Linked DNA regions of Homo sapiens: region 1 is linked to region 2. A link is a loop called in an ENCODE intact Hi-C map of the cell type or tissue named here. Cell type or tissue: CD14-positive monocyte. All regions are shown on one strand. Region 1 overlaps EPB41L3 (erythrocyte membrane protein band 4.1 like 3). Region 2 overlaps EPB41L3 (erythrocyte membrane protein band 4.1 like 3).

The links. Hi-C counts contacts between places; a loop is a spot of excess contacts. Peaks named below come from ENCODE experiments on the same cell type or tissue, not always from the same donor. Only the 100,000 strongest peaks of a DNase experiment are listed, where the experiment ranks them.
Region 1: it touches region 2 in a loop (2.0-fold over the local background); 10 of 110 quality-filtered maps call a loop at or near these places.

Annotation. Positions count from the first base shown.
Region 1 is chr18:5,464,257-5,469,256 of GRCh38, forward strand. All of the region lies in intron 3 of EPB41L3 (erythrocyte membrane protein band 4.1 like 3), which reads right to left. Among named protein-coding and RNA genes, the nearest start is that of EPB41L3, 77 kb to the right of the region's middle. In CD14-positive monocyte, no CTCF peak of the experiment used is centred here; DNase peaks (open chromatin) are centred at 185, 2,195 and 2,655; H3K4me3 peaks cover 2,180 bases; H3K27ac peaks cover 3,539 bases.
Region 2 is chr18:5,513,461-5,518,460 of GRCh38, forward strand. All of the region lies in intron 1 of EPB41L3 (erythrocyte membrane protein band 4.1 like 3), which reads right to left. Among named protein-coding and RNA genes, the nearest start is that of EPB41L3, 28 kb to the right of the region's middle. In CD14-positive monocyte, no CTCF peak of the experiment used is centred here; DNase peaks (open chromatin) are centred at 1,711 and 2,101; H3K4me3 peaks cover 2,672 bases; H3K27ac peaks cover 3,866 bases.

The DNA of each region.
Region 1 (5,000 bases), 49 kb before region 2:
AGCTAACATTTTCTAACAATTAATATCTACCTGCCACAAGGTGACTGGGGACCTGCTTACCCATTATGCACAATCTGAACCACCACTGAGGAATCTTTACTCCTAAGAAGGTATTTACAGCCAGCCAAAGATCTGTGGTCAGGCTTTCTACACATCAGCCCTGTTTCAAAATCTGGCCCCTAAAAAAGAAAGAAGAATCCAGGAAACGTGCCTCAAACAGCTACTCCCAATTTCTTCAGGGCAAAAGAGAAAGTCCTCTATGACAGTAGAGGATGTGTCCCAACATGAAAATGAGTGAGCTGGGTCGCTTTCCATCTCTTTCCTTCCTCCCAGCTGCTACTATTGAGTCCCTAGTCATTTTTTTAAAACCCAGACTAACATAGAACTCCAAATATGATAGGAGACAAAAAAGAACCTTATCCTATACTTGCTATGGAAGGGCAAATATAGAATAACTCGTAATTTTAAAGGTACTTGAAATCAAATTCAATATGAAGTCTCTTCAAATGCACCACTCAGAGTTACTAAGTAAGAAATCAGAAGACATAGCAGAACTAGAAAGAATGTCCTCTGCCAACGTCCCGAGGGACTAGAGATGAAGAAAAAGAGGGTTGACTTCCTCAGATCCTTTCTTTAATAGACTTTCCCACATTATTTGAGTGAGTTCATTACTGAAGCCAAGGAACACTATACCTACTTGTTCCCTATAAAATGTGAGTCCATTCAGGATAAGAGACAAGCACTGAAAGTCACAAGTGGCGTGTGTGTAATTACTTTCAAAATATATTCAGGCTTGTTAAACACCTACTGATTTCTGACACAACAGCAACAGAACCTTAGCTACATCTTCTGTCTAATCTCAGCAGGTTCAAACAGGACAGTGTGAGAAAAAAAGCAAGTTTCCCACATTTTCCGGCTCACCTTCTCAATTCTACCAGTTTCTAGGTAGGTGGGTTTTTAAAACAATCTTAAGCACAATTGTTGCTTCCTATTCTTATTTAATAAAATTGTTCAGCACTTCCAGAACTGCCAAATTAATGAGTAGCTGATGGGAAAACACAAATACTATTCTTTCCAGGTTAAACAACAAATAAACAAAAATGAGAAATTGAGAGGCACATTTACATAGACATTTACATTCTCAGATTTAAGAAATATTTTTCGGTGTCTTATATATTATTAGGCGATAAAAGTAAATCTCTAAATAGTATGAAGGTTCTGATCCTATTTTCATGTTAAAAACCCACCAATCTGTATGGTATTTTATATTTATATTCCTAAAGACAAAGGCTTAGAAGGGAATATATGTTTTATGGGGTGGAAATTCCATAACTTTAAAGAACCTTTCAAATTTGCCAGCCACTGCAGACCCAAAAAAGGTCCCTGGCACCTGCAGACATAACATTCACTCTCTCTATCACTCACAACAACCCTGTGAGCTCCACTTCACAGATAAGACAACTGAGGACTTCTGGGGATGAATAGTTGATGTGCTGCCTCCTAAAATTTAATATTCTTAAGTTCAAAAATCAATTCTTTATGGAGTGGAATGGGAGAACTTTTCTACCATATTAACAATCCTCCAGTCTCATTTAATTCATGAAATTCCTGTAGATATTCAGATATTCAACTGTTAGGGTATCTACATTCTGAGTTTTAAGCACACATTTTTAACAGTCTGGGGGTGAGTGATCCATATGTATTACCACCACCAACAAAAAAAAAAAAGTAGGAAAAAAACTATCAAATATCAGTATGTAACCTTTAGGCAGAGCATTTTCCTCTCTATATTTCATTATCATTTTTTCCATTTCCCACTGAATTATGTAATTGCCATTTCCAAACAGCAAACAACATTGGACTGAAATACAACAATGCCAGATTTTCCCTTACTCCTCTGCTGCAAAAAATTAACAATATCATAAAAATAGTAAAACCACAAAAGGTATTTCACTGCATTTTAATATCTCCTTTTAACTTAAAAACTTTTTTCAAACGAATAGCACCATATTCCTTTTGTGATAAAAGTCAAAAAAGTGTTACCTCTCTCCACATGCCAATCAGACACTGGACTGTAGGGCATTTGTGTTAGCCAAATCCTGAAACTAATTACTGCCAGTGTACGCTTCCTGTTCAGACTGCATCAGCCAGTGTGCGTGTCAGTAGTTGTATGAATGCTGGTTCTTAGTAAATATTTCATCATGTCTCCACGACAGGGCCTTCAACAGCATACTATATTTCATTCTTCCCTGAACCTACTTCCACATTTTGTTGGAAATCATGCACGCAACACGCCACACACATCACATACACATTTTACAGGGCTGAACTAGACTTTGTGTTCTCCTTCAACTCTAAGAACTTGTGTTTTCACCAGACCTCAACTCTGTGTCAAAAAGTGCTCATAGATGCTGTTGATAAGCCTCAGAATATGGAGACAAAGTTAAAAGACATCCTCCTTTGAAATGGAAGTTAACCAAAAAAGAGATGATCAAAAACTCAAGTGACTATCCATCATGTAGAAACTTTTCCTAGGATATTATCCACCTATGAAAAGATTTCTAATCTTGTGGCTGATGACAGCAGCCTGCTTCCTAAACTTCCTGAAGGGCCAGCAGTACTTCCACAAAAAGGAAGGCATGAATTGAAATGCTAACTAAGGGGAGATAAGCTACAATCCTGAAAATTATAACCTGCCTTTCACGGGGGAAATGCTGTAATTATGAAACAAACTGGCAATTGATCAGGAAAATTGAAAAAGAATCACTAGATGGTGCAACTTGTTTCTCTCCAGAAGGGAAGGTTAGGGTCCCCAGGTTTGACTCACTTTTCCACTTTAAGCTAGATGATGTGATAACTATAGAACTTGCTTATAATCATTCTATATGAAGGCAAAGAGCTTTGTCGAGCCTTGAAACTTGTTCCATACACCACTCTGAAGACTTCCTATGTTATATCTTTCCAGCTATTTTCCTCTTCTCACTCAAAATGCATTGCTTCGAAGCTTTATTCTTTACATAGTAGCTTATTTCATGGGACAGTATAATCATGAGAGTATAAACCAGAGCTTTAGCAGTCATTTTTAGAAATTAGGTTTAAGAAAACTTAAGGGGATGATACTCTGCCCACTGACTAAACCTGTTTCTCTTCAACAGGATCTGAGCCCCTTTTCTCCTGATTAATCCACTGCAGGCCTAGAGCCAAGCTGCCCTGTTTATTAAAACGGGATACCCACTACAGCGTCCACTGCAGATGCACTTCAAGATTTCAAAGACTTCCAGCCACAAGAAGACGGCAAGTGAAGAAAATAGGAGAAAGTGAATAGTAGGTAAAGACTTTAGTAGCCTCTCTTCCATCTATCTACCCAAAAACTACATATATAAGTTAAATTAGAAAAATTCACCAATTTTGAAGTCAAAAGTGTACAGAATTACAAATACAGGAGGTAATCAGAAACTTAATTTTCTCAGCTTCATAAACTGTGAAGTAGATCCTTCTCCTTCTGTTTCCTTTTTCTTCCTATCGATGGCAGTGGTGGCCTGACTGGAGTGGCCGCTGCCATGACACCAGCTGTAGCAGGGGAGGCGCGGCCAAGACTGCACGCTCCACAGAGCCGGCAGGAGCCAGGAACAGGTGGGAGCCTCACCTTCCTGCCCAGCTGCAGCTGTGGATTTGGGCATCCCTGCACTCTCAGGGGTACAGGAACCCCCCTGCCCCTACAGGCTTGTAAGTGCCTGCTCCCACTGCCTGGCTTCTCCTTGTTCTGGGCACCCACTCCAATTTCAGAGCAAAGTTGTGGCTGAGCCTGGGCTGTCATGACCCAGGCAGGTGTACATGCACTTGAGGTGGTGCTGACACTCAAGTCCCCTGCTGCCTCGGACCCCTCCAGACTTTGTGCCAACAAGCATGGGAAGGAGGCTAAGGGGGACACTGAGGGCAGCTTGGCACAGGCCTGCAGGTGCCCCTCAGCACAAATAGCCTGGGCACCCTGGATGACATGTAGATGGTGACAGGAGGCCGGCAGGCTCCTGGCAGAAAGGGGTGGGTCCCTGGTGAAGTCCCACCCTCCAGCTAGGGATGGTCTGAAACATGTGGGCCAGGCTCTCAGTTCCAGGTGGAGTCCGCGGCCCCCTGAGTGATAACTTACGGTGCTTTTTCCAGGCCTGCCCATGGCTGCTGGTGGGCCAGTCAGCACGTACTTCCTCCCTTCTGAAGCCCATAAAAACTAGACTCAGCCAGACTCACAGACTTTGGGATGACCTGCTAGGGGACAGGAGCTGCCCATGGCAGTCTCCTCTCCTCTGAGGGCTGCACACTCGACAGGATGACCGGCCTGCAGACAGGAGCTACCCACTCCAGGACTGCTCTCCGCTGACAGCTGCACCCATTGGGATAACCTGCCTGTGAAAAGAGCTACCCGCAGAGGCGGGCAGATCATCTGAGGTCAGGAGTTCGAGATCAGCCTGGCCAACATGGCAAAACCCCCTCTCTACTAAAAATACAAAAACAATTAGCCAGGCGTGGTGGCATGTGCCTGTAATCCCAGCTACTTGGGAAGCTGAGGCAGGAGAATCGCTTGAACCTGGGAGGTGGAGATTTCAGTGAGCTGAGATCATGCCATTGCACTTCAGCCTGGGCGACAGAGAGACTCCATCTCAAAAAACAAAAAACAAAAAACAAACAAACAAACAAACAAACAAAAAACAAAAAACAAAAAGAGGAAAAAGAGCTACCCACTTCAGGTCTCCTGAAAGCTGTACTGTCACTCAATAAAGCACCTCTTTGTCCTGCTCCCCATCCAGTTGCCCACGTACCTCATTCTTCCTGCACATGGAACAAGAACTCAGGAACTGCTGAAAAGCATAACTGAAAAAGCTGTAACACACACAGGGCTGAAACACCCCATCCCTATTCCTCGCCACACTGGGGGTGACAAGAAGGAGAGAAGGGCTGCACCCCTTCTGGGAGCCCAGACCTAGAGCCTCCCTGAGCCAGGGCTG
Region 2 (5,000 bases):
ACTCATGGAGCATCTCCTCTGTGACTAGGCCAGGAAACTGTGCACACTGTCCATTGGTCTTCGCCTATTATAGAGACACAGTAAAACCTAGAGGGTAAGAGTCTATCTCCTACAGTCACACTACTTGGGCTCAACTGACTCCACAATGAATTAGCTGGGTAACTTTGGGTAAGTAACTTAACTTTTCTGAGCCTTGGCTTAGTTAAGTGGTGATATTAATCATATCAGCAAAATGGGGATAGTTAACATTCCTTTCTCACCAGCTTATGAGGATTTAGTAAGAAAATTCACATAATTTATACAGGATCTGGCATATCTTAAGTACTCAGACATTAGCCCCTACTTATTTATATTTCAGATTACAAAACCCAGGATATACAGAATATTGTCTCTTATAGTCATTATGGCTCATCCAGGACAGAAAATCAAGATAATTTTAATGTATGTCCTACCAGAAGTCTGATGATAAAATATGATATAGCAAAGCCAAAGCTGCATTCTAAAACTTGAAGTCCATGTCAATTAAAAAAGTAATAATGACTTTGGTCATGTTACTACAGAGGCCAAAGCATAATTATAAGGTTACAAAAGTGGAAGAAAATGAGGATTTTCCCCAGTATGTCTTGTGTATTAAATTACAACTGTGAACAGCAACATAGCTGACATCAACCCTTATGCAGTGATTACTTCAGTATGAAACACTTGTTCCTCCTTCCTGCCCTAACTTAATTGAAACAGAACACTAGAGCAGCTGTTAATATAGCATAGTCCTCACCACTGATTATAGTGCAAAGTTCATCTTCCCTTCACAGGATAAAGCAATGCAAAACGTTAAGTTCATATATGTTTTTATATGTGATGCCAATCACAAATGGCACAAAATGTTCTCCAACATTTTATATGTAATTTAAAACCATAACCAAAATAAGACATCACATTGCATAAGTGGTAAAAATACAGGTTATATGACTGGATTGCTCTTGGAATATACTTTCTTCCTCTATTTGTACATAAATATTATAATCCACCAGCAAATAATTATTTCCAAAGTAGTTTTCTCCTTTTTACAAGACAAGTCCACAAACACCACCTTACGCACATTGGATACTAAATGTGTGTATCTGCTTTATTTTTATCAAGAAATGTCAAAACATTAATGAAAGTTACAGAGAAACAATATATTTTCAAATGAACCTCTTATGAAAAATGCTAAGTCTCAGAAATGTATTCACTTAGAGGAATCATTATCGCTTCCTTGGTATTACTTGGATGCTGGAGGTTTAAAAAAAATAGACGAAATGTTTCTCACTCCATATGTTTCTGACAAGAAGGTGGGATTTCCTTGGCCCTAGAATCCATTAGTGCTGACAGGGTACAGCTGCACCCATAATATTCTCTTTTTCCAAATTACAGGTATATAATGTTTATTTCCCAAGCTATCTTTAAATCAACATATGCTGAATAGTCAAATATTTTTAAAACACAATTCTGACCTATAAAATAAATGTGTGTTCTCCCTTGCAGAGCTTTTTGAGCCAACACTGTATCAGTGACTGGCCATCTATCTATTATTACTAACAGTAAGTGGGGTGCTTTTCACAAGTGTCTAAAACCAACATATGCTGGAGAGGACATTTTATTTTTATTCTATATGCACTTTGGCTCCTTGGTGCCCACAGCAAACAGCTGTCACTTACCGCAAGCCTTTCCTAACACTTTCTGTAATTCCTAAGGGGCTTCCCAGTCTATAATTAGACTCTCCAGCTGCCACCATGTACACTGCGGGGTGCTACTGAGAGTTTTTTTGCTTTGTAGCATTCCCTAAAAAGTCTTCTTCAAGATGGTGTTGCTGAAATAACATTGTTTGGTATTCAGCTTGGGTAGCAAATATGAATTCTTCAACCATTTGCTATGAACAAGTCTGTTCCACAAGTAAGGTTTGCTTTGAAATGAACTCTGCATCAGTCATATGGGAAAGGAATTGAGTCTAAGCATAAAAAACAGGGAAGTAGAAAGCAATACTAGAAACTTCCTGATTCAGAATTGCAGAGAACATCAGTATTGAACCAGTTACAACAACTCTCTTGGTCTTTTACATAATTCTTCTTCCCAGGCACCATCACCAGGATTAACTGAAATAGCACAGCAAAAAGGAAGTAAGAAAGAACAGGCAAAAATCTCCCCCTCCTGTCTCAAAATCCTTAAGGTCAACAATGCCAGAAAAGATAGCGTGAAAGTGAAACACAGTTGTAAGTCAAAAAATAAGAGGAAGCAGCAAGCTTTAAATTGGAGTAACTCTTTAAAACAAAATGAAGTCTGATTTTTAGAAAATGAAAACATTTTCAAAACACAGAGCACTATCCACCACCCCTCTCATTCCAGCCTAGGTGTTCACAGGAAGCAAATGCACAGAAATAGGTTTTTCTCAATAGAGGAGGACCTGCTGCAATGGGAGAGGGAAGCCTGTGCACACAGATCCTCCTCACTCAACCTCAGGAAGTCATCATTTCCCTGACTATAAAAGCTGCTAATATAATGAACCAAACGCAAGTAAGTGCCCATAGAAAGTTAGACATGCTAACAGCTGATAGCCGATGTGGAGTCCTTAGGGTAGAAAGATAGTTTTACCAACAAAAGCCCAGGTGCCGCAGATGCCCTTGATCCAAGCACCACATCCAGAGCCCCAAGTCCAGGGGCAGATACTCCCGAAACTCACACCTCATTTCCACTACGGATGTGCTCCTCCTGGGTGGTTGACACCTGGCCATTACTAGGAACTTTCCAAGGGCTCATCTAATTGGCAGGATTTAAAAATGCCCAGCTTAGACAAAAGCAAGGGGACGCTCATTATTTATCTCGATTATAGGGATTCTTGTTCTCCTTACGTGCTATTTCCCAGTGAGAGGATTTCTTAACCCAGAAACCAAATGGTTAAGGAGAGAGTAATACTCATACTGGTTCCTGACATTATCAGTTGTTCTCCAAGTGAATTTCCCAGTAAGCTGAAGTCTGTTCCTTCCAGTAGAAAAAGGGGCTTTAAAACCATCTTTAATGGACAGTGTTTGTAACACTATCACGTCCGCTGAAGGCAAAAATGTTAACCACTGTGAACTTCCAGCATTTCCTTTTTCCACAGCCACAGCTATATGACTGTCGTGGATATCAGCTGGTATGAATACAGGGAATGTAAATTCATTGCAGGATTGGCCTAAGCAAAATAATTAACAAGACAGACTTGGTTTTTTTAACCCAGCAGTTAAAATATATACATTTAGCCCACTATATATTTGTATTAGCAGAGATCACTAACAGTTGATAACTGCACACAAAATCTGCTGATCAGAACAGTTAAAACCAGAGTATGGAAAGGCCTCAATTTGCCAGTTAATTATATTCCAAAACATTACTTGTAAAATGGTTGCATGCCAAAAATTCCATTTTCCACAGAAATTGTATTATAAATCACAGTTAAGTTTCAAAGATTGTCTATAAAGTCTTAAGCCAGATTGCAAGTCAACAATATCTTAGTCGAGTCTCACAGATGCATGTGAATGTTCTTCCTAAACCCAGCAGGGATTAGCTGTCAGGGAGGAGGACTAGGTGCTGCTCTGAGGGCAGAGCAACATCGTCTTGTCGGTTCTGTTCATGCGTCTATCACTGAACGTTTCAAGCAGTCTCTGGCACATAGGAGGCACTCAATATTTGTCAATGGATGAATGAACAAATCAGAGGATGCAGCAACCGCAAACCTGAGAGTCTGACAGGGTGAGGGATCAGAAGGGTCCCATTAAAGTTAATTCTGATTGTTAGACTGAAAAGGTCTCCCGCTTACGTTCCTGGAGCCTGCCCCAGGACACCTCCACAGAAGAAACAATGTCAAGTTTTCTGGGTATCTCCCCAGAAATGTTCTAATCATATTCCAGCACAAATATGTATACAACCCCTCCCCTTAAAAAATAAATAAAAAGGACATTTATTATGTTTTTTTCTTTTTGAGATGGAGTCTCACTCTGTTACCCAGGCTGGAATGCAGTGGCATGATCTTGGCTCACGGCAACCTCTGCCTTCCAGGTTCAAGCGATTCTCCACCTCAGCTTTCCGAGTAGCTGGGACTACAGGCATGAACCAGTGCACCTGGCTAACCTTTTTGTATTTATAGTAGAGACAGGGTTTCACCACGTTGGCCAGGCTAGTCTCGAACTCCTGACCTCAAGCAATCTTCCTCCCTCGACCTCCCAAAGTGTTGAGATTATAGGTGTGAGCCACTGCACCTGGCCAGGAAGCATCTTATCCACAGAGTTCCACTTGATGTTTTCCCATCAGCAGCATGTGGCCGGGTCATCCCTCCCTCCCCGCCACCACCAGACGCTTTTCTCCCTTAGGATTCCAGCACCAGCTCCTGGCTTTCCTCCTCCCCCACTGACCACCACTCTGGTCTGTGGACACTGGAGGACCACAGGGCTTGGTCCTTGGAACTCTTCTATACCTATGCTCAGTCTTTGAAGAGCTTAACTGGCGTCCTGGCTCTAGATATTGTCACCAGCATCCCTTAGCTAGATGACATAATGGGCTCCTAAGGGGTCTCCCTGCTCCGTCTCCTCTCTCCATCCCCACAAGGTCTATTTATTCCTTACTCATCCTATAGAGCTCCTCTCTTAATTTAAGGTCAGGTCAGGGGATGCACACATCAGGCCCCCTCAGGGAGACCATGGCCTTTCAAGGGTCCACACGGCCCTGCCACCCATGGCCCCGTTTCTTCTGGATCCTCGCCACCTCCAACCCTCCCTCTCTCTGCTCCAACCACACTGGCTTCCCTGCCACTCCCACCCTAGAGCCTCGCACTGTAATATTCTTCCTCAGACCGCCACCCACCTCCCACCCCGTGTACTCCCTCACACGCCCTTCAGGACAGTGTTCAAATGCACCTCTCTCCAAAGCTTGCCCTAACTACTCCCTAAAATCCTCTCACCCTTCCTGATCCTTGCCCCACTTCATTCTGC